Linked DNA regions of Mus musculus: regions 1 and 3 are each linked to region 2. The links are chromatin loops, found by intact Hi-C in ENCODE. Cell type or tissue: heart. All regions are shown on one strand. Each heading gives the region's core, and the rest is flanking DNA. Links, peaks and the distances in the headings are about the cores only. Region 1 has its middle 28 kb from the start of Gm46942. Region 2 holds the start of Gm30746 (a long non-coding RNA gene). Region 3 has its middle 21 kb from the start of Gm46921.

Region 1 (7,728 bases), core at 1,294-6,293, 130 kb after region 2:
CCTACCCACACACCCACCACGAATCCATCCACCCACTCTTCTGTACCTCTACCAATTCATCCACTTACTCATCCACCCATCCTGCATTCTGAGATCATGGGTGCCAAAAGTGCAAACTTAAATAAACAGATACTAGATTATCAAAGTTTTTCAAGTTACACAAGTTGGTTTGGCAAAGTATTCTGAGAAGGGCATCCCTTTACAATGTTTATGGGAATATTAATTGGCAGAGCCTTTCTAAATAACAATTTAGCCTTTTTCACTGAGGGTCTCAATTAAGCCACACCTTTTCGCTCATTAGTTTCCTTCTAGGAAATTTCCCTAAAGAAATAATCAAGGAAGTAATTAAATGTTTAGGTATAAGGAAATTGATTGCAATGCTATTTACACAAAAAAGGTAGTGACCCTTCTGTGTTTGATAATTTTATAATCAAGATAAAAATCCATCAACTTATCCCTCCATCCTTCCATCTCTCCATCTATCTACCACTTGTCCATTTGTCCACTCATATATCTTCTATCCATCAATTCATCCATTCATTCACCCAACTATCCATCCATCCATCCATCCATCCATCCATCCATCCATCCACTCATTTACCACCCATCCATATTTACACATGCATCCATACATCCAGCACTTATTCATCCATTCACTCATCCATCCATTCAATGAATATAAATGGTGTCATTAGAAAAAAAATATGGTTGTTTTTGTTAAGAAAAAGGAAGAAGCAAAAAGGTAGACATGGTGGTGAGTGCCTTTAATTTTAGCACTCAGAAGTCAGAGCCAGGAGGATCTCTGTGAGTTAAGGGCCATCTATCTACATGGCTAATTCCAAGTCAGAGAAAAGACATAAAGAAACCCCACCTAAATGGGGTGTTTGAAGTTCTAATGATAGCTGCAGAAGAAGGTGCTTTGCCTGAGCTGATGGGGAAGAAGCCAGGAGATATGTCCCTGGTTCTTAGACCATAGCAGAATAGTAAGAGGGTAGGTGGGGGCCCTCAGGGCTACCTGAATTCACAGGACCTTGAGCCTAAGAACCAAGATATCTCTGGAGAGCAGGATTGCTCTGCCAGTACTGTGTACGATTTGAAGCATTTCCTACAGACCCCAAACTCCTGGCTTCTTGCATGTGCGCATGCACACATCTGTGCGCTTACATAAGGAGGCCAAAGAACAATTTCAGGTGTTACCCCCTTAAGTGACATCCACTTTTTGCAAGACTGTCGCTCCCTGGCTTGTACCAAGTAGGTTAGGTTAAACTACTTCAGCGTGTCCCTGAGATCCAGCTGTCTCCTCTCCGCTAGCGCTAGACTTATGAGTGTGCCCCACCACCGCAGGCTTTTTTTTTTTTTTAAACATGGGCTCTTGGGGCTTGAACTCAAGTCCTAGTGTTTGTAACTGACTGAGCCATCTCCGCAGATCCTGGCTTTCCACAAATCTATCAACATCTTCCAAGAAGCTGGAGCTGAGCCAGAGCCTCTGTCACTCCCAGACACCTCCCTTTTCATGTGTCTGACCTTCCAGACTCTCATGGTTTGAATATGCTTGGGCCAGGAAGCAGCACTATTAGAAGGTATGACCCTGTTAGAATGGGTGTGGCCTTGTGAAGTGGGTGTGCCCTGTTGGAGGAGGCGTGGCCTTGTTGGAGTGGGTTTGGCCTTGTTGGAGTAGGTGTGTCATAGAGGGCATGGGCTTTAAGATCCTCATCCTTCCTGCCTAGAAGCCAGTCTTCTCCTAGCAACCTTCAGACAAAGATGTAGAACTCTTAGCTCCTCCTGCACCATGCCTGCGTGGATGCTACCATGCCCCTGCCTTGATGATAATGGACTGAACCTCTGAACCTGTAAGCCAGCCCCAATTAAATGTTGTCCTTATAAGACTTGCCTTGGTCATGGTGTCTGTTCACAACAGTAAAACACTCCCTAAGACACAGACCTTTGAATCAGTAGTTCCTTGTGTCCACCACATACTGCTCTTGGGCAAATGAGGAAACTGAGGCCTGGAAACTGAGGTCATGCAGCTGAGTTGTGGCCCCTACAGTCCCTACAACCTCTATCCCAGCTAGGAGCCCAATTTATAGCTGCTTCCTTCTTTATGTGGTGCCAACTAAACTTCTGGCTTGGCTCTCCTGGTGAGAAAACATGATTCTCTATATTTGTAAGGCTGGTGGGCAACAGACACATATCCACATGAGGTAAAGGTGTGTTTCCACAAATCTTGGTGCTCTGAGTCACCAAGCTGGCCTTTACTTTAGACTTATTTTCGTGTTTGCCTGCATGTATGGTGTGTGCACATGTGTGCAGTGCCCACAGAGGGCAGAAGAGGGTGACAGTTCCCTAAAATTGAAGCCGTATATTGTTGTAAGGTGTCATGTGGGTGTGGGATCTGAATTCGGGTCCTCTGGAAGACTAGAGAGTGCTCTTAATCTCTGAGATATCACACACACACACACACACACACACACACACACACACACACTGCCATGACTTTTTTTTAAGCTAGTATCTTATTATGTAGACCAAGCTGGCCTTGAACTCACCATCCTCTTCCTCAGCTTCCCATGTGCTAGGATTACAAGTGTCTGCCACTAGGCCCAGCCAAGCTACCCTGCATGTATATCCAGCCACTGCTGGCATAAGGCATGGTAACCCTACAGTCCATGTTTGCTTATAGAGGCAGAGCACTGCAGCTCAGGTGCCTAGCATGGAAGGAGCCCGGGATTTGTTGTTGGCACCGGGATGGGTGGTATACATCTGTTCCCAAAGAGGAACCAAGCAGGCAAGCAAACAGACAAACAAAAACTAACCGTGGTGTCGCACACCTTTAATCTCAGCACTGCAGTTTAGAGGCGGAGGCAGGAGGATCTCTGAGTGCCAGACCAGACAGGGCTACATAGTTTTCTCAAAAGGAAACAAAAAACAAAAACGAAAAACAACAAAACCCTTCAAAATAATAATTTAAATGCATGAATGCATAAATTGGCACTTTGTCAAGGTCAAATGGGCACTAAGCACTTCGCTGTCTAGCAGAAGCTCTGGGCTTCTTCACCAGTGTGTACAACAGACACTAAGCCACTGTCTCTAGGTAACAGGGACTTTCTACTCTGTCATCTTGCAGGACACTGTCATATATGCCTGTATTAGATGAGCAAAGGTGTTTTTGTGTAAGTTACCTTCCCTTCAATGCTTCCAGCCCTGTGGTGGCCTATGTGGACAACCTGTTGGCTCTCAACAACAGAAGATAGACTTGCTTACCTCCTCCGGAGGTACCCAAGACCCTGCTATAAGTAATCTGTGAGCATCACTCCTGGCGTGGCAGGGTTTACCGTTCACCAGTTATCTACACAGGAAACTGACATTCACAGACATTAAATGCCCATCGCAGGTCACATGGCTCAACGACAACTTGATTTACAGCCCCCACCCCTAGCCCCCACCCTGTCTGGCTGCCCCGGAGCCTATGATGAAGTGATTCCAATAGCGGAAAGTCATGTCACCTCTGTGCCCCAAATAACCAGGCCTGGGCTTGAGACCAAGCATCTCCCTCCGCAGCCACAGTGACCGCAGCAGCTCCCTCAGACGGCCACCTTCACCTCTTTTATTTTATTGTTTTCCCTCGTTTTATTGCCTTGGCACAAGGCCGACGGCAGAGGGTAGGCAGAGATCAGAGTCCGCCTCTCCTCTGGAAATGACTTCGGAGTTCAGCCCGCCCTCCTCCCAGTGTTTGGAACCTAACGTTCTGGAAAGTGGATCGCAGGACGGATCGCTGCCGCCACCGCCGCCGCTGCTGCTGCTGCTGCCGCCGGCGGCTTCCGCCACCGGATCTCACTTAAGGGCACAAAAGCTGGGAAATTTCAGAGCCAGTCTGGCCCAGAGGGTGGAGAAGAGGACCTGAGCTCTTGAGCCAGCCTTCAAAAGAGTCTCCCTGGCTGCAGGGAATACGGAGACCACCCGCCGGCCAGCCTGCTCCACTGCAAACAGGAAACCCCAGAGTTTATAGATGACCCCGTTACAAGGCAAATGTTTTGGAACAAATTGTTCATTTAAGTCCTTGTTTTCCACTAGCTTCTCATACTGGATTCCCCCCCCCTCCCCTTTTCCTCCAGCCCACTGTCCTTGTTAAACCAGGGCCGTGGCGCCACCTGCTGCCCATCCTGTGATGACAGTAGCGTCTCCAGTGGGATTCCGGGGCCCTGGGTCCCTCTCCCCACCTCTCAGATGGATGGGACGATAGTCCCCCTCATCCTGGCCCCCGGATTTGTGGTTAAGATCATGAGCCAAGTCGCTGGAGAAGTGCTCTGTGGCTAGGTGACCTGAGACTCCCTGTCCCCATTATTCATCCTCAGGGACAGCAGGGCTCCCACGTGCAGAAAAGACAAACCAGATGGTATCACCAGGCAAAGCCCGGGCTTGGTTTCCCCGCAGGCAGCCACACCAGCATCAGCTAACCACGTGACTCCGCGGCCTCCATTTCTTTCGGATTCCACAGTAGCCCCTAAGGCAGGTGGGATGGAAGGTCGCGCGTGGGCCTGGCGGGCAGTACACGCTCTTTCTGCATGTCCACTTGCCCAGTCTAGACCTCGTGGAAGTGATATATTTATCGCCACAGAATGAACAGGAGCCCCAAGTGTCTGGAGATGTACGTCAGCTGATAGAGCACTTACCCAACATGCATGAAGTCCTGGGTTCGATTCCCGAATGTCATATAAACAGGGCATAGCGGAAACATACCTATCTTCCTAGCACTGGGAGGTAGAGGCAGGAGGATCAGAAGTTCAACTTTACATAGCTTGATGTCAGTCTGGTCTCAAAGAAGGAAGATACAAAGAATAGAAGCCACAAGAGTTCTGGGCCTGCAGCCTGACATCAGCTCCCCCCCCCCCCCGCCCCTCCCGCTCCCCAAACCTCGGGCAAATTGTCTTCCCCCCCCCCCAAGCCTCAGTTTCCCACGGTGTGTAAAGAGGCAGTAATAGTCACTAGATCTCAAGAGGTTGAACCGCGGGGCTTAGAGACAATCTGTGCTTGTCATTCTTCCTGAAGGGGAAAGAGCAATTAGCAAATGGTTTGAGGAGGGGCCAGTGAAGGAGCAAGTTCACATCCAGGAGTGGGTTAGTGAGAATTCAGTCACCAACTGGGCCTTCTCTGCCTCACCCAGATACTTTGTTTTACTCCTTGTGGAGGAGCTCTGACTGGCACCTCGGTTTATCTATCTGTCCGATGGGCACAGCGTCTGTCCATTCGACCTGCTTCTTAGAAACGTAACAGGAATCTATCCAGTGATTTATATGAAACTGTTTAGGGATTTTTTTTTTTAAAGAATAAAAGAAAGGAAGATGGAAGGGCAGGAGAGAGGAAGGGAGGAAATATTTTTCTTCATTTAGGGTATCTCCATGTTCCTGATTGCTTTGCTGTCATGCTCCAGAGGAACTGAGGACTACCTGAGACAAGCTGGATTCCTCTTGACACAAACTAGGAATCATAGCCCACACCAGCATCAGTACCAGGGACATCTGACAACGCAAAGGCTGAAGCAGTTAAACTCTTTGCTCCCAGTGAAAGTTCCGAGCGCATCCATGACATAGGTCCCCGAGCTAATGCGGGGGACATAAGAGAGTGCAAAGAGGAGGTCAAGTTATTGAGGAAGGGGTCATTACAGGAGAGAAGAGGGCCAAATGGTATCAGGACACTGCTCTAGGCCCAACTCAGAAACTGTGGGGAGGAGTTTGTCTTGGTCCTGGGAGTCCTGGGGAGCCACAGAGGACTGGTAATCAAAGGAGGAGCCTACCCAGAAAAAGAATCCAGACAGCAGCTCGAGGGGTAGAGCTTAACGAGGGCCACAGGGCAATTTAGGGTGACCCAGTACATCTGTTGGTCCTAGATCACATGCTTTCTTGGATCATGGGATCTTCAGGTTTCAACTCCCAAGGTCCTGGAGTAGGATAACCGTTGAGAATGTCACCCTTTTAGAATTATGCCACACAGGTATTCTGGCTAGTGTCCTCTCTTCTATCTCCCCCTCCCCCTTTATCTGCTCTTAAAAATAATCCGTCTTTCACCTCATTCCGTGCCACTTGGGTCTTGTTCTCTGATAGACAGGATAACAGATTACCAAACCAGGGCTGGGTCGCATGCTAGCCTCTTTGTGGTAATATTTGTGCAGCTGAATACAGTGTTTTAATCGGATGGAGTTATTCTAAAGATAAAAATTCTAGCCCCATCCAAGATGAGAGAATTTTTGGGGAGGGTGCAGGTTAGAGGCACAACTATTCGCTCTCAGCATCTCTCCATCTTACCCTGTACAGAAGAGTCTCTGTCTTCCTGGCTCTCAGCTCGCCCACCCCACCCCAACCACACAAGCCTGCAGGATCCTGCTCTGTTTAAATATTCTGTAAATAATGCTGACTGCGGAACTTTGAAGACCGACTTTGCAGAAGCCCCACCTTAGAATTGCAGAATGTCAGAGCAGAGGCAGATGTTTCCCTTGCCTAGCCAGGGTCAGAAAAATACAAGGAACCAGGGCTGCCCCTTTCTCTGCTATGGGGCCACAGCAGACATTACTAATCAATCACCGCACTGTCTCTCTGAGCTGCTTTAGAGCCTTAGAATCCTTCCAGGTGGCCCAAGCAGGAGCCGCCAGTGCTTGAATCTAGAAATCACTGCTATGCTAACGTTTTATTGAGTACATTTGCTATGTTCCTTCATCCATGTTTCTTTTTGTTGTTTTAACTACAGTGGTCAGGCATTCAGTACCATTCAGGCTAGACCATCCTTGTTGGAAGGCAACTGTCTTGGGCATTGTTGAGCAGCACCCTGGGTTTGTATGGACTAGATACCACTGTGAGCCTTTCCCTAAAAATTGTGACAAGCCTGCGACACCTCTGGCTACTTGCCAAGTGTCCGCTGGGTGGGGAGAAGATGGGAGCAAGTTTGCTCCCACTTTGTGACGTCTACCTTTTTTGTAGAGGAGAATTCTCAAGGGTTTGTTTTTAATTATAGCTAACGAAGGTGAGGTAGAGGAGAACAGAGATGAGTTAGGATGCGCACAGCCCTTTCCCTCCTACATCTGGGAAACCCCTTGTCTGTGGCGGCAAAATTGGAGTGTAGAACAGTGACCCCCAAGAATTTAAAAAAATCCGAAGTAAACTGCCCCTACCCTTGTCTTGGGTGCCCAGAGGTGAGACACACACACACACACACACACACAGACACACACACACACACCTGGCTCTTTCCCAGTCTGGAAATGGCTGAGCATGGACCCAGCCCCAGGGACCCCTGGCTCTAGCCAGTGGCACAAAGGCTGTTAGAGGCAGGGGCGGTACCACCACTAATAATCCACCCCATCTCCCCAGCGCTGACAAGCTTCTCCCCACCGGATCGGAGGCCTGTGAAAACCTGGCTTCGCCTCCGGAGATTTGGGGGTTGAAATCCTGACAGTTTAGACATACAGCCCCTGGGCAATGTCTCCTTTCGGGGGGGTGGGGGCGGCTTATGTCTGTGCCAAGAATTTCTAACAAAGGAGGAAGAGATTAATTAATTTTAAAAACCCATAAAAATGGCTCACGAATCCAACTCGTACGAAACTGTCCATTTTTTCTCCTTGGTAGCGATCAAAACGTCCAGAGTTCCTACACACATATTTTACAGACGCTTCATAAATCCTCCCGCGGCGAGGTTTCCTATAAGTAAGGTCCCCGGGGACATCATTGCGGCTTCTTCTCA
Region 2 (7,728 bases), core at 1,640-6,639:
TATTGAATTGATGCCCTACTGTGTACCAGGCATCTGGAAGTTCCCTCCATGTCCTCTCAGTCAGCCAAAAAATGCAGGTGATAGATGGGTTCTTCCTGGATGAGCACCGGGAAGCCTGAGAGCGGAAGCAGAGTTTGAACCCAGGTCTCAATCCAAACTACGGATGTTTAACATCTGTACACAGTCAGCCGCAGACGTGTCCCTCCTCCTAATCTGGTCCCCATGTCCCCACAGGGTATCCAATCTGAGAGAGCAAGGAAGCATAGTTAATGGTTAAAAATAAATAGAGAGAGAGACTTAAACTGAAACTCATTTGCATGGTGTTTTTGTTTGTTTGAAGGTCTGGGATGTAGGGCCTTGAGTACACTAGACAAGTTCTGAAATACACCTCTACCCTTTGTAAGTTATATCTCAAGCTGAGTGTGGTGGTGCATGCCTTTAATCTCAACCCCTGGGAGTCAGAGGCAGGAGGATCTTGGTGAGTTTGAAGCTAGCTTGGTCTACAGAAAGTTGCAGCAAAGCCAGGGCTACACGGAGAGACCCTGTCTCAAAACAAACAAACAAACAAACAAACAAACAAACAAAATAAAACTCTGTGTGTGTGTGTGTGTGTGTGTGTGTGTGTGTGTGTAAGTACGTACCCACACATCCAATGGTAACAATATTCCAAATGTCTCACTTGCTGCAATGGGCTCCATTGGACTTGGGAGGAGAAATTGCAGCCTGGCCCTGTGTAGCTCTTCCATGTTTGGTGACTGTATCAGCAGCTGGATCCTAGCAATTAGGGAAGTAGTTACACTGTGGAAATTCACACTTGGTCCTCTTCAGATTTCCTTTGTTTCCTTTGGAGGACCAGGCCTTAAACATTTTAGCACAATATTGGCTACAGTTTTGATAGTAAGCCCTGGACTCCTCTGCCCATTTCTTTTGGTTGTTGTTGTTGTTTTTGGCAGAACTCAGAGCTTTGTGGGTACCAGGCAAGCACCCTAACCATTGAGCCACACACCCCAGCCCTTGGAGGCCCCTCTTCACAGACTCAGCAATTGAGACTCAGGAATGTTAAGTGATTTGCCCCGGGGGGTCAATGACTGGGAAGTTGGGATGGAGGAACAGGAATATGATTCTAGTTCTCACCATTCTCGCTGCGCTAATAGATGCTCTTGCCTATGGAAGAAGAAAAGTAAAATAAAAATAAATAAAAGACAGGAGCCCGTTCCTTCCCAAACAGTGTGTATCCCAATGCTGCCTGGGTCTGGTGGTTAGAAGCAGGAAGTGATGGGGTCCACAGCCAGGCAGAAGGTCCCTGAATCAGAGGGAAGAGTGCTGAACTCGCAGGCTCGGAGGGATGGAGAGTGGGACAGCGAGATGACAAGTTCAAGTTTAAAACCAACCAGAGATCTCATTCCGAGCACTTGAGCATCCAAGTGCTGGAAAGCAGCCGGCCAATTAAAAGCAATTTCATCTCTAGCACCTCTTTGAGAGTTATTTAAATAAGACTTAAAAATTAATCTCCCATTTATCCCCAGAATAAAACAACATGCCTTCGTCCTTCCCCTTCAACTGAACGACTCAATTCAAAATGACAAGGTGTACTGTGAAATTAACCTTATTAATCCCAGACCCGAGTGCCAGCTCTTCCTTTCCTGCACATGCCTGCCTCAATCCCTCACCTCTCAGCTACACCAGGATTTTTAATGTCGATTCAAAGTCCTTCTTGTGACAGAGGAGGCGCCTCAGCAAATATCAGAAGAAGCTGAGACTCACTACTTTGTAAATATCATTTGTAGGGTGTTTGGGAGGGCAGAGAACATGACCTAGGTGCCCTAGAGAGCTGCGCCCCCCTCTGCTTGGAAATTGTCTCATCCTGATGGGGAGTCCAAGGTTGCAAGACAGTCAGAGAGGAAAAACACACACACGTGCATACGCATGCACACACACACACACAGACACAAGCACAGGAACACACATGTTTGCACCTGCATGCATGCATGAACACACATGGAGGGAAACACATACACACAAGCACACGTGTACACACACACACATATGGAGGGGCTGGAGATTAAGCACTGAGTGAGTGTGATCAGCTGTAGTTGACACAGCCTCTGGAGGTTGACATAGGAGATTCCCCAGAGCAAGCTGACTAGGGAGACTAGCCACACGGGGAAGTTCTAGGCTTGACGGACAGACCCTGCCTCAATGAATAAGGTAGAACACTCACGTACCCACACCCATGAGAACACATACAATGTGTGTGTGTGTGTGTGTGTCTAAGATGTACCCACAACACACCCTCACAAAAATGGAGTGAGGAAGAGGAAGGGTTATCCAAGAACTTTTATTCAAACAATGATTTGAAGCCATTTTGATAAGCCAGACCTCAAAGTGCATACCTGTCAGTCCCTGCTACTGAGGAGACCTCAAGTTCCACACCTGCCTGGGAAATAGAATAAGACACTGTCCCAAAGTTTAAAAAGGTCTGGAGGGAGGGCTCCGTGGTTAAGAGCTGGCTGCCTTTACAGAGGATCTGAGCTTAGTCTCCAGCACCCACGTGGTGGCTCATGATTGCCAGTATCTCCAGTTCTAGTGGATCGGACATCGTCCCCCAAGCCAGACACACAAACGCTGCACTGACATACACGTGTGGGAAAAGCAACCATGCACATACAATTCCTTTTAAAAGTATTTAAATCTTGACTTTTTTTTTAACTAAAGGGGGGGGGTGTTGAGTGATGGGTGCGACTCACCATTATAGTACTTGCTGGGGACATATGTGGCCCTAAATTCAGTCTCTGTGAAAAAGGAAAATGTGTGCACTTTCCACATCCAGAGATGCCCGTGATGTTCGATGCTGATGAGAACTTACTGTGGGTTATCATCTATCTAGACTTAAGTGTTCAGAAGGAAATGCCAGTGCTCAGGGATGTGGGGATCTACGAGAAGGAATATGGCTCCGGCAACCTTTCCTAAAACACCAAGACACAATCATACACTATTTTACAAAGTCAATTTCACTGAAGATAATTTACCCCCACCCCCTGCTACGACCTCCACCCAGGTCTCTGAGACTCCCAAAGCCCATGTTATTTTGTTTTTGTTATTTTTTTTCCCCCAGTCAGGGTTTGTCTGTATAGCCCTGACTGTTGGGGGAACTCAGTCTGTAGAGCAGGCCGGCCCTGAGCTCAGAGATCCGCCTGCCTCTGCCTCCCATGTGCTAGGATTAAAGGCGAACAACACCAGGCCAGGTTGCAAAGCCCATGCTCTTAAGGGCAACGTTGAGACCTATTGCCTTCTACAGATAATAAGGAGCTAGAAAACGCTTGAGCGCGAGAGTGGGCCTGTTGGAATATCGTCACTTCAGAGGTCAGAAAGTTGCCTTTCCTGTCTCACATCAATTTCTTTTATGCTGGGTTCACTGCCTCTGGTCCGGTTTCTAGGAGACAGGCAGAACTGCTCATAAAACCCCAAGCCCGAGGAGTCGGTAATTAAGTCCATCTCAGCTGGCTCCTCCCAGCCCTTTCTTCTTAAGGACCTGTTGGCTCTGGCTTTGATCTCTGCTGTTCTGCCCTGAAGCTCCCCAGCCGCTGGAGTGTGGGAATAGCCAAGGTCTGGCACCCGTGGGACAAGAGCACCGGATGGAAGAGAGGGGCGCGGGAGCCTCAGCCTGGCCCTGCCACACTTTGTGTGTCCGGAGGGGGAGCTTCCGACATCCAGACCACCTACCTCTGAGGAGTTGGAACTGGAGGTGGGGGAGCGGGAGGGAGGGAGAGAGGGAGAGAGGGAGAGACAGAGACAGAGACGGACAGAGAGAGAGACACACACACAGAGGGAAAGCAGTGGGAGATAGACATAAAGTGGCAGAGAGAGAGAGAGAGAGAGAGAGAGAGAGAGAGAGAGAGAGAGAGAGAGAGAGAGAGCTCATATGCTGCTTCCTTCTTGTTGAGTCAGTCAGTCCAGCCCCTCCCTGCCCTGTGGTCTCTCCCGTTCTCTCTCAGTTCCGAGGCTGCAACGCGAGCCAAATGACTCACTGACGTGGGAAAGTTAATTTATTTTGGCAGACATTCCCCTAGCTCTGAGAAATGGAGACTGCACACCTATTGCCTCAGAAGGCAGAAATTAGGGTGGTGATTCATTCATTCCCCCTCCATTCATTCTCGGAGTCCCCGATTATTCCCACCCCATTAAAATTCCGCCTATTGTTTTCTCTCTGGGGGAGGAGACCGAAGGAGGCTTAGCCAGGCACTCTGTGAAAGTACTCAATGACAGTACCCCACAGCTAATGTGACAGAGCAGTCAAGGGCTGTGTGTCTGCCCGGCAATAGAGTCCCAGCCTGAAGCGCCCTCCAGGAGGTCGAGGTGACCCGGCCATGTCAGTACAACTGCTACTAAATAGCAGTGGGAAAGAAAGCCCAGCAGCCTGCGCTGCAGATGCAACCGGTTGAGCAAGAGCTCAGGGCAGGTGCGGGCTATCTATCTATCTATCTATCTATCTATCTATCTATCTATCTATCTATCTATCTATCTATCATCTAACTATTGTCTATCTGTCTATCAATCTATCATCTATTATCTAACTATCATCTATCTAATCTATCACATGTCTAGCTACAATCTTTTTATCATCTATTATCTATCTCTATTATCTGTCTGTTATCTGTCATCTCTCTCTTTTTTCTAATCTACCTCTATCACTCTCTATGATGTATAGCTCTAGCTTTGCCTGGAGCTCACTATGTAGCCCAGGTTGGCCTTAAGTGTGCAGCAATTCTCACACCTCAGTCTTCCCACTGCTAGGATAACAGCCTCAATACTCCAGACATGTGAAAGACTGAAGCAGGAGAATCACAAGTTCAAGGCCTGTCAGGGCAACTTAGTGAAGTCCTGCCTCAAAATGAAAAAGGTATGTCTGCCGGGTGGTGGTGGTGCAAGCCTTTAATCCCAGCACTTGGGAGGCAGAGGCAGGCAGATTTCTGAGTTGGAGGCCAGCCTGGTCTACAAAGTGAGTTTCAGGACAGCCAGGGCTACACAGAGAAACCCTGTCTCGAAAAAAAACAAACAAACAAAAAAACAAAAAAAACAAAAAAAAAAAAGAAAGAAAGAAAAAAGTTTCTTCTTCTTCTCCCCGCTCCCCCCCCACCAAGGGCTGATGTAGTGCTTGCTTAGCTTAGTGATACTCGGTTTCTATTCTCAGCACACCGTATACACCCACCCACCCTTCCCAGCCTCACAAGGGCCCTTCTATTGTTTATAGCCTAGGCTAACAGTATAGCTTATAGCCTAGGCTAACAGTATAGCTTATAGCCTAGGCTAGCACTGTATAGTGGCTGTTGATGACCTTGAACTTCTGATTTGCCTCCACGGTGTGCAGCACCAGCTTACGTTTATGTGGTGCTGGAGACAGAATCCCGGGCTTTGTGTATGCTAACTAGGCAAGGGCTATACCAACTGGGCGGCAAAGATGTTCTGTTATTTTAATTACAATTTTTTCATTTATTGGGGGACAATATGAGTATCAGAGTGCCCGTGTAGAGGTCAGAGGACAACCTGTGGGAGTTCATTCTCTCCTGCCATTGTGTAGTCTAGGAACAGAACTCAAGTCATTAGGCTTGGCTGCAAGCCCCTTTGCTTGCTGAGCCATCTTCCTGACCCTTTCTTACATACATATTCTCTACCAGTGTCAAGGGCATTGGTTTTTGGTTGAGACATGGTTTCTCTGTGTAGCCCTGGCTGCCCTAGAACATACTCTGTAGACCAGGCTGGCCTCAAACTCACGGAGATCCACCTGACTCTACCTTCTGAATGCTGGTATTAAAGCTGTGTGCCCCCAATGACATGCCAAGGCATGTTATAGCTGGGTACACCTAGTCCCAGACAGCAGATCCCATGACCTTGCTGTGTGTTCACCAAACACCAGAGCTTCATTCTGTGATACAAACAGACCCCCCTGCCCGTTTACCCACTACATCCCTACTGAATTCTGACTAATATAGTCAGTGGTTCTGATTATAGTATAGTCAGTGGTTCTCAACCTTCCTAATGCTGAGGCCTGATGATATGTCCACCCCCAATCATGAAATTATCCTATTGCTACCCCATAACTGTAATTCTGCCACTATCATGAATCATAATGTAAACATCTGATATGCCATTCCCAATGAGGTTGTGACCCATAGGCCAAGAACTGCTGCTGTAGGGTGCAAACTACATCTCCCGGGATCCTTTGCTGCCAAGGGAGATTCTGAGGATGGAGGCATCAGTTTTTACTGGGATGCTCTTATTATGGTCTGTATCTGAAATACCTGCAAAGACTACATGCAGACACTTAGCAATGTGCTTAGTGGAAGCGTTGTGGGGTGGTAAACACTTTGAGAGGTGTCGGGGGAATCAAGTCATTAAAGGGGGCATACCCTTGGAGAGTGTACTTGGGCCCTTCTCCCCCTCCTCTCGCTGCTTCTCCACCTCTGTGGTGCGAGTAGCTTCATCCAACATGCTGTTCAGTTCACCCGTGCTGTTCTTCCGCATGCCAGACCCAAGGGCAACAGGCCAGAAATGACAAGCCATAGAAACCATTTTTTTTCTTTTAAGTTATCTGCCTCTGGTATTTTATCACAGCGATGGAAAGCTGATCAGCCCAGGAAGCCAATGTAAAGAGTTATGTTCATAGCTGTCAGCATCCCTTCATGAACACGGTTGCTTTAAGATGGGTTCTTTGGGGCTGGAGAGATGGCTCAGTGGTTAAGAGCACTGACTGCCCTTCCAAAGGTCCTGAGTTCAATTCCCAGCAACCACATGGTGGCTCACAACCATCTGTAATGGGATTGATGGCCTCTTCTGGTGTGTCTGAAGACAGCTACAGTGTACTTACATAGATTAAATAAATAAATAAATAAATAAATAAATAAATAAATAAATAAAAGATGGGTTCTTTGGTGTAGTGAGATTTGGTCTAAGAGCTCACCCTGTGGGAACTCAAACTTCCTAAAGGAGACATCCTAGGTTCCACATGGGGCTTAGCCCGTGCTAGACCTTCAGTGGGTATTCATTAGAATGACTGGGAGACTTTCCCATCCCAGCAGACACAGGTCCACAGCAGAGCTTTCTGGAAGGATAGAGAGGAGGACCCAGGCATGGAGTTAGCGCCATCTTTACAAAGATCATGAGCACCTTTCATCTTCCTCTCTGCTTCTCCCCTTTCCTTCCCTTCCTCTTTCTTCCTCAACCCCCTGCACACATCAATGCAAGAAGAACAACCCCAGTAGCAATGCCAAGAGCTATAGCTACACAAATATCAGAGTTTGCTCTCTCCTGTACTGATGGGGAAGAGACCCACACAGTGGACTTGAAGGTGAAGCTTTCCATCCAGATGTTTACAGACAATCAACAACTAAGGATTTGCTCAAATGCTAAATTTCCTCTTAGCCAAAGCCCGGAAATACCTTTTTAAACCCTGAGCAAACAAGGGAGAGACAACTCCATCTTCCCTGCAAAGGAGCCCTCAGAGCCCATGAAGGGTTTGGCTGTTCCAGGAAGCAAGCTGGCTGCAAATTACAGGCTTTGGGGAGGTCTCCCCCTTTGCTGGCATAGTGCACAGAAGTGACTCTTGATTGCAGCACAGCCATAGGTCCCAGGTCTAACTTTAGGCTACAGATAGATACAAAAGTCATATCCAGGTCCACTCAGTGACTGCTGGCTCAAAATAAGGCAAAACCAGCAATTGTTAATAACAAC
Region 3 (7,728 bases), core at 1,118-6,117, 55 kb before region 2:
TGGTTTTCCTTAGGATATGTCAGCCTCGCTCCTCCTCCTCAAACTTCCCGTACCGCCCACTCTATCTCTCAAACATTGGGCGATGCAGGTGTGCATGGCCAGGTGTGCCCCCCTCTGTTTTTTGAAGGAGGTAGTAGCTTTGGAGATATGGTACCTCTCCCTTGTAACTAAGACTAGCAACACCACATCAAGGGAGGAAACTGGAGGGAGAAAATTATCTACCACAGACTGTATGTAGATCTCGTAAGTCAAGGACTCTCATTGTACAAATCGATCTGGTCCTGACTTATCTTAGTCATGGGCAGAAAAATGTCCAAAAAAAAAAAAAAGCCAAACCCCTGGAATCTGGGCCTGTGACTTCATTGCATTTTTTTAAAATTTATTTTGTGTGCGTATGTGCGTGGGCATGCTGGAGCCATAATGGGCATGTCGAGGTCAGAGGTCAACCTGTGTGTGGGTTGTGGGAGGGGCGGTAAGTTCTCTCCCTCTACCAGGTGGGTTCCAGGCATCAAACCCAGGTCACCAGGCGTGTCCGCAAGCACCTTTATCCACTGAGCCCTGAAACATTAGAGTTTAACCGGGAAAGGGGGCCCTTGCAGGTATAACAAAGTTAAAGATCTTTGCGATTAGATAGATCACTGATTAGTGTAGCGTCTTAATTCAATGACCCATGTCCTTGTCAGAGATCAGAAGGACGAGAGACACACAAGAGGAGAAGACCTGATGACAGAGGTGAAGGTTAGACCCCTTGCAGCCATGGGAAGGACAGAACCCATCGAGTAAGGCAGAAAGGCGTTCCTGGAGCCTTTGGGAGATGAATGGCTGAATCAGTAGATGAATCAGGATGCTCTCTTCTTATCTCTTGCTCCCGCGGGCAGGTGCTGGCAGTGTGTGTTTGCTGACACCTTTGTTGCAGTCTTCTGCGCTCAGAAACAGTAGCAGGATACCTTGTGTTGTTGTAAGGTGTCCTGCTGGCATTGATTTGTTTGCAGCAGCCCAGGAAGCTAATTCACCCTTGACCTAGCCACCAGAGAATGTAACAACCTGCCTGCCCGCTGAGCCAGGGGAGTTCTGAGGATAGGGTTGGTTCCTTAACATTGCCCTTGGGGCTTTTTGGGTTAGACATCATTAAGGCCTTCTGCTCCCAAAGCTGGGAGAGCCTGGATAAGTGGTTCTCTCTCTCTGAGCCTTGGCTCCTCTATGTGTAAGAGCAAAGACAGCCCATGACCTCCCAGGTCCCTCCCCACCTCCCCCACCTCCACTCCCATCCCACATGGGAGTTAGCGGAATGCTTCTGAGACCATCTGCCATCCCTGGAATGCAGAGTTGCTTAAGATTCTGTCCAGTCCCCCCTTCCTGGCTGCCCATCGTGGCAAGTTGCTGCGAGTGGTTAGGGCTGTTTATGGGGATCTGAGAAGCTAAATGCCCAGCGTGGGTTGAACTGTGGCTGTGGCTTTTTAGAACTGACTTTTTCTCGATAAAGCAAAGGCCCAGAGGGTGATTAGGTGGCTCCGCAGATATAGCACTTGCCCCACAAGCAAAAGGACCCAAGTTCAATCCCCAGCATCCACGGAAAGAAAGCTGGGCATTGCTGTAATCCCAGCACTGAGAAGGCCAGACAGAATGATCTCTGAGACTTCCTGGTCATCCATCAGAGAGCTCCTGGTTCAGTGAGGAGAGAGGCAGTTTCCAAAACTATGGCAGAACTGAATGCTAGTGCGTGCCTTTGATCCCAGATTCCAGCACTCAGGAGGCAGAGAGAGGCAGATGGACCCAGGCCAGCCAGATTTACATAGTGAGATCCTATGTAACCCTGTTACTACATAGCCTTACATATATATCTACAGAGTATTACCCTGTGTTATCCACATACACACACACACTAGTGCACACACACGCAAACACGTATGATGACGGCGCACATTAATAATAATAAAGCAAAGGCCTGGATCATATCTCTCTCTCTCTCTCCTCTCTCTCTTTCTCCCCTTAGGTGCCTTCAGAAACAACCAACTGCTGTGCAAATCTGTCTCATTGTTCCTCCCGAAGCTGTTGGCGACAGAAAGCCTTAAAAGTCAGCCTGAGCTTGCATGAAGCCACCTAGAAGTACTGATTTCCAAGCCAGCAGTGAGGACCTTGTGGTGGTTCCTTCTTCCTGGGTGTCTTTGCTCAGAACATTGCCTCAATGACCCTTTCACTAACCTCCCCCTCCCCATAGAAGGGGCATGTCTCTTCCACTCAGTTAAAAGTCCACGCCCCCCCCCCCCCCCAATGAGCCCAGGTCATATTTCAAACGCCTTGACAAACCGCTCGGTACCAGGAGCCAGTAGAAGGGGGGCCTTTAACACCGTATTTATTTTGACTGGTTAAACAGGCTATGGCTGTAAAGGAAACAGCTCTCAGAAAAGGAGACCGCCTGGCCGACTCGGGGCTCACTCTTTCTACCCACACACACACTGTTTAAAGCATTCCAGAAAGCCTGCCAACTTTCCTGGCACGGCTCTTATTTCTTTACATGCATGTTGCATTCCATCTGGTTAATGCGCCATTCTTGGATTCTGGCGAGGGCCTAGCAAGGTGGCATGGTGTGCTCAGGCTTGTTCTATGCAAAGCAGGGTACCAGCCAGAGGGAGCTTTGGCGGGATGGGGGGAGTTCTACCTTCCTTAGGCACAGGGGTGCCTGGAGTCCCAAAGACAAGAGGGCAACTGCCTACCCAGCTCTCTCCAGATGTGGCTGAAGCCCTTCCTTTGTTTTTTTGTTTTGTTTTGTTTTTTGTTTGTTTGTTTGTTTGTTTTTCTTTTAGTGGTGTTAGGGATCAAAGCCAGGACTCTGCACATAACACTATACACTACAGTGCTCTATATACATTGAGCCCTGCCCCCAGCCGAATTTCAGGTTCAGTAAAGTCACAAGTGAGCCATCCCTTGCACTTCACTCTACCCAGAGAGTTTAGGGAGATGCAGCTGCTCTGCCTCCTCTGGTACACAGCCAAGAATATACAAGGAGGGTGCGTGAGGCTAATGTTAGGAAGCCACATTACTGTTTACAAATGTGAGTTTGGTCCAGAGGCATCCCAAGGACCGGGATGCGAACACCTAGGTCTGATGGTTTCAGACACTTAAGAGAAAGGTTCGTCTCTGTATTCATTTAGTTCTCCAGAACCACTGAGGACGTGCTGTGATTTGGATCCAACACCATAATGCATGTGGAAGACAGGAAAGCCAGGTTTTAGATACTCTCAGAACATCTGGCGAATTCAGCTTTTAAAAGGGGGCAGGGGGAGCGAGGGGAGAGAAGACAGACCCCTTCGGAAGCCGTTGTCAGGTACTGGGTATCCAAAAAACATTCTCCGGGTTGACTCAAGTGTTCTCGCCTCCCTCCTCCCCAGTGGAATAGGAATAGAACCCATGAGACTGGTGAGTTAGGAATTCAGAGGAGAAAATTGGCTCTTGGCACCGCGAGCAAAAACATGGAGGTCTCTGCCTGGACGACGCGTCAAACGCACGTCTCTCAGAGTCCCGCCTGCGGTGCGAATAGAATGCTCCTGTTCTGAAGTGGAATTACTCACCTGGATCCGGCGCGAGTGACACGGCACCGAGAGGTTTAAAAAAAAAAAAAAAATCCCGGTTCCTAATGAGAAACAGCCGCGTGCGGAATAAAATTAGTGTGAGTTGTGTAATCCCAGCTGGCCAGTTGCGAGAACAGGGAGGAGGCAGGAGGCGAGGGAACAGGCTCTGGAGCCCATCCTGACCCTCTGGGTTGGAATTTCTGAGTCTCTTTGCCTTGAGTCAGAATAGGAAACCGAACCCTGACCGCGCGCTTCTTTTTATAGAATCGAACTTTCTTGCCAGCTTCCTCCGGAGCGCGAGATCGTCCCTCTTCGTCTCTAAACAATACGCCAATCATCAGATGTGAGGAGAGGGAGGAGGGGCGTAGTGTTCTGGGAGCATCAGACAGAACCCAGGCCCAGGGCCCAAGACAAACACCGAGCCCCAAGTTTGGCTTCCGTACCAGACCTGGTAAATACAACATGTTTTTACAGGTTGAGAAATTGTCTGGCTCGTCTCTGAAATTTTCTCTCTTTCTCCCACTTCTTCTGACTTGGATCTCAGCGTTCTGTCAGCGTTCTGCCTCGGTGTTGGCCAAGTTCACGTTTGCCAGTTGCCGAGTGGATAATAGATGGTTTGTAAGATTCGTAATCTGTTGGGGAGACGGAAACTCAGACAGCCAGGCAGTCGTTGCCTGTGTGATAAAAATGACTCTCATGAGTTTTTACTTGGCCCGGCTGGCCAGGCTTGTACTGAAGGACAGTGGGAACCAAATGACTTAATGCCCAGTCAATCACTGCCTCAGCCACTCTGACCGGGCAGCCCACCGGACACGCCCCCCCCCCCCGCGCGCCCCCCATAATCAGTTTAGAGTCAATTCTTGCTTGTAAGGGAGGCTGGAGTCTGCTGGCCCAAAGTGTGAAGTCGCTGGTTTAAAATAAAAGGAAAAAAAAAGAGAAAGAATTCTCATTAAAAATGGATTTTTGTTGTTAAGTGTTTTGAGGCCAGGAACAGCGAAGTTGGAGGAGATCCGTTGCCAGAAGCTAACAGCTTTTCCAACTTTGGGTTCCCAGTTCCACTCTGGCTTCTCATAATTGGGTCTCAACGGTGCCAGGACATGTCATAAACTACCAAATTTGTACAACAATATATTGACACAAGTGACTCTGTGTAGCCTGAACTTAAAGGTAGTGGGGGTGGGGTTATGGACTGTCCCTACTGGCATGGCTCCCTAGGGTCACCTGGGATAATTACCATTCCTGGAGTGGTGACCACTGTCAGTCAGACCAGTTTGCTGACCTGCTTGGATCTCACAGAGTTAAATTGCTAAGAAAGCCATCTTGCCTTCTAGACCTGCTTCCCTGTGGTCTCCCCTACCAGCTTACCTCAGAAGAGGGCTAAAGGGTCAACTCTAGCAGGAACATTCCAGCAGAACAATCCAGCTGGCACCAGAGCCCCATCCTGGGGGTGGGGGCTTCTCACCTCCAGTTATTTCTCCCTCACAGGGGTCAGGGGAAATCTTCTATGAGTTCTCCAGCAGAGAAGGGGTCCCTCCTGCTAAAGATTGAATGTGTGTGTGTGTATCCATGTGTGTATATTTTGGTTGGTATATGTCTCTCGGTGTGTGTCTCTTTCTAGGTGTATTTATTTGTGTGTGTCTATTGTGTGTGTCTCTGTATATATGTGTGTCTCTATGTGTGTACTGTGTATTTCTATGTGTGTCTGTGTATGTGTCTGTTTATGTATGCGCATGTGTATCTTTATGTATTTCTCCCTCTGCATGTGTGTCTCTGTGTGTATATCTGTGTATATGTATATTGTGTGTATATCTGTGTATGTGTGTCTCTATGTGTTCAGTGTGTGCATGTGTGTACTGTGTATATATCTCTGTGTATGTGTCTTTCTGTATGTATTTCTGTGTGTATATTGTGTGTATATCTGTGTGTCTTTGTGTAAGTGTCTCTGTATACAGTGTATGCATGTGTATACTGTATATATATATCTGTGTATGTGTATGTGCATGTATATGCATGTGTATGTCTCTCTGTATGTATGTATCTGTGTGTGTCTGTGTGTATATTTATGTGTGTATATTGTGTGGTGTGTGTGTGTGTGTGTGTGTGTGTGTGTGTGTACTTCCCCTGCCATTCCTCAGGTGCCATCTATCTTGTTTGGAGATCAGATCTCTCACTGGCTTTGAACTTGCCTAAAAAGCCAGACTGTGCAGCTGGTGAGCCCCAGGAATCTCCCTGATTCCACCTCCCGAGTACCATGGTTACAAGGGTACCCACCACTCCTGGCTTTTTATGTGGTTGCTGAGTATTGAACTCTGGTCCTTATGCTTGCCCTGTGAGCAGTTTACCTCCTGGGTTACCACCTCTAGCCTGCCTCTGAGCCTTTGTTTATTCTGTTCCCTCTGGAGAAACCTTCTTCTGTGCTACTTCCTGTGACTCACTAAGAGCTCAGTTTCCAGGCTGATGTTTCATGGAAGCCTTCCCTGACCCCCACCCCCACCCCACCCCACCCCAGGGGGACTGGATTCCATGTCAGCATTTATCAAAGTTGTCACTTAAAACTTCTGTTTCCTATCAGGTGAGACAGGCACTTTCTCACACTGCATAATGCATGCATGGGTCCTGTGGGGCTCATGTTCAAAATTTCAGGTTCAGATTCAGCAGGTCTGGGATGGAGCCTGGGGCTCTATTTCTAACCACCTCATAGATGCTGCAGATACCAATGGGTAAGTCCCATAGCAATGGCTGCACTCTCTCCATTGGAGTTGTACAGAAGGAGAAAGCCCAGCAGGGAAAAGAGAAAAATTGAGTCACTGTCTTTTCAGCTTTCCTGGGGACACTGCTGCCTCTAAAGAAGCCTCAGTGGGGAGGCCTTGGGGTGGGGGACAAGGCTATTTACTGAACCTTTAGACCTTGGGGTTGCCCAGTTCACTTGGTGGCAGATTGTTCTGTGAAAGTGATGTTATCCAAGTTTCTGTGATTAGAGCAGCCCAGGTCCCTCAGTTGCAACACCCACAAAATGTCTCCAGGCCTTGTCCAAATCCCCTGGGGTGCAGCCTCACACCCTGTTGAGAGTTCCTGCCCTAGAGCATTAGAATGCCTACTCCCAGAGGAGTTACAGGGTTAAGGATTTAGGAGGCCATGGAGGTATCTATAGCCAGGGTTGGGGCTGTCACTCAGTGAGCAGAGCACTTATTTAGCATGCAGGGGACTCTGGGTTCTACTCCCAGCACTGAATAAAAATGGGCGTGATGCAAGCCTAGCACTTGGGAGGTGGAGGCAAGAGGATCAGGAGTTCAAGGACAGGCTTGGCTACATAATGAGTTCAGGGCTAGCCTGGGTTGCATTAGAGGCTGTTTTGTTTTTAAAAACACATTGCTGCTGACCGGTTGTCTGCCCAGTGTATCCCTGTATATAAGGCGGAGCCACAGAATGTTTGTTGATTGAGCGAGTGAGTAGGAAAAACTAAGAATTACGTTTGGCTGATGAGTAAGTCAAATTCTGCCATCCCCCCTCCCCGACCCCCAATCCTTGCATAGCCCCATCCTCTGGCTCACTCTGCTCCACTCCCCCACAAACCCAGCAACACTTAGTGGGCCGGTTGTTCATAAGGCGTCTTTTTTTTTTTTTTTCTTTTAAATGCAGCATTTTCTAGAGCAAGTATCCCTTTGGGGGGGGGGAATAAAAGCGACTTTCACTTGAGATTTTTTTTTTTTCTTAAATGTCTCTAATGACTAAAACATCTTACAATATCCAGAGGATTACACTTGTTTAAAGAAAGAAAAAAAAAGTCGGGGGGGGGGGGGGTGGAGGCGGAGAGAGAAACCTCCCACTTTTAGCAGAGAGAGTATTTGGAGATTGTATACCCACACATATTTTACAGGCAAGATCATAAAATAACAAAATTAAATTTTCAGATTTTTTTTTAAAAATCTCGGCCTTGTAGATAAAGTGCCAGATCCTAAGTTGGAAAAACAAAACAACTACAAATATAACCACCACCACCACCACCACCACCATCATCACCACCACCACCACCACCACAACAACAATATCTGTTACTCAAGTACACTGGGAATTCCAGGAGGAAAACCAAAAAAGATCACAATAGCTGCAGGATTGTTGCTTCATTTGCTTGGTTGGAAGGAGTGAGGTTCAGGCTCCT

The links. A loop is a pair of places that touch in the nucleus more often than their neighbours do. Peaks named below come from ENCODE experiments on the same cell type or tissue, not always from the same donor. Only the 100,000 strongest peaks of a DNase experiment are listed, where the experiment ranks them.
Region 1: a loop joins it to region 2, with 2.0 times the contacts of the local background. A loop is called at or near these places in 3 of 42 quality-filtered maps.
Region 3: a loop joins it to region 2, with 2.1 times the contacts of the local background. A loop is called at or near these places in 6 of 42 quality-filtered maps.

The regions. Positions count from the first base shown.
Region 1 is chr5:118,328,160-118,335,887 of GRCm38, reverse strand. No RefSeq gene overlaps it. Among named protein-coding and RNA genes, the nearest start is that of Gm46942, 28 kb to the left of the region's middle. In heart, for the core only: CTCF peaks have their summits at 3,957 and 4,179 (motif pointing left); DNase peaks (open chromatin) are centred at 3,797 and 3,997; H3K4me3 peaks cover 1,276 bases; H3K27ac peaks cover 1,345 bases; H3K27me3 peaks cover 1,230 bases.
Region 2 is chr5:118,455,483-118,463,210 of GRCm38, reverse strand. It overlaps Gm30746 (a long non-coding RNA gene), which reads right to left and starts at 1,162. Exons shown (of 3, transcript XR_387646.2): 1 at 1,135-1,162; 2 at 642-774; 3 at 127-244. In heart, for the core only: no CTCF peak of the experiment used is centred there; DNase peaks (open chromatin) are centred at 3,570 and 4,030; H3K4me3 peaks cover 1,215 bases; H3K27ac peaks cover 1,367 bases.
Region 3 is chr5:118,510,265-118,517,992 of GRCm38, reverse strand. No RefSeq gene overlaps it. Among named protein-coding and RNA genes, the nearest start is that of Gm46921, 21 kb to the right of the region's middle. In heart, for the core only: no CTCF peak of the experiment used is centred there; DNase peaks (open chromatin) are centred at 2,992, 3,822 and 4,802; H3K4me3 peaks cover 1,854 bases; H3K27ac peaks cover 2,934 bases; H3K27me3 peaks cover 796 bases.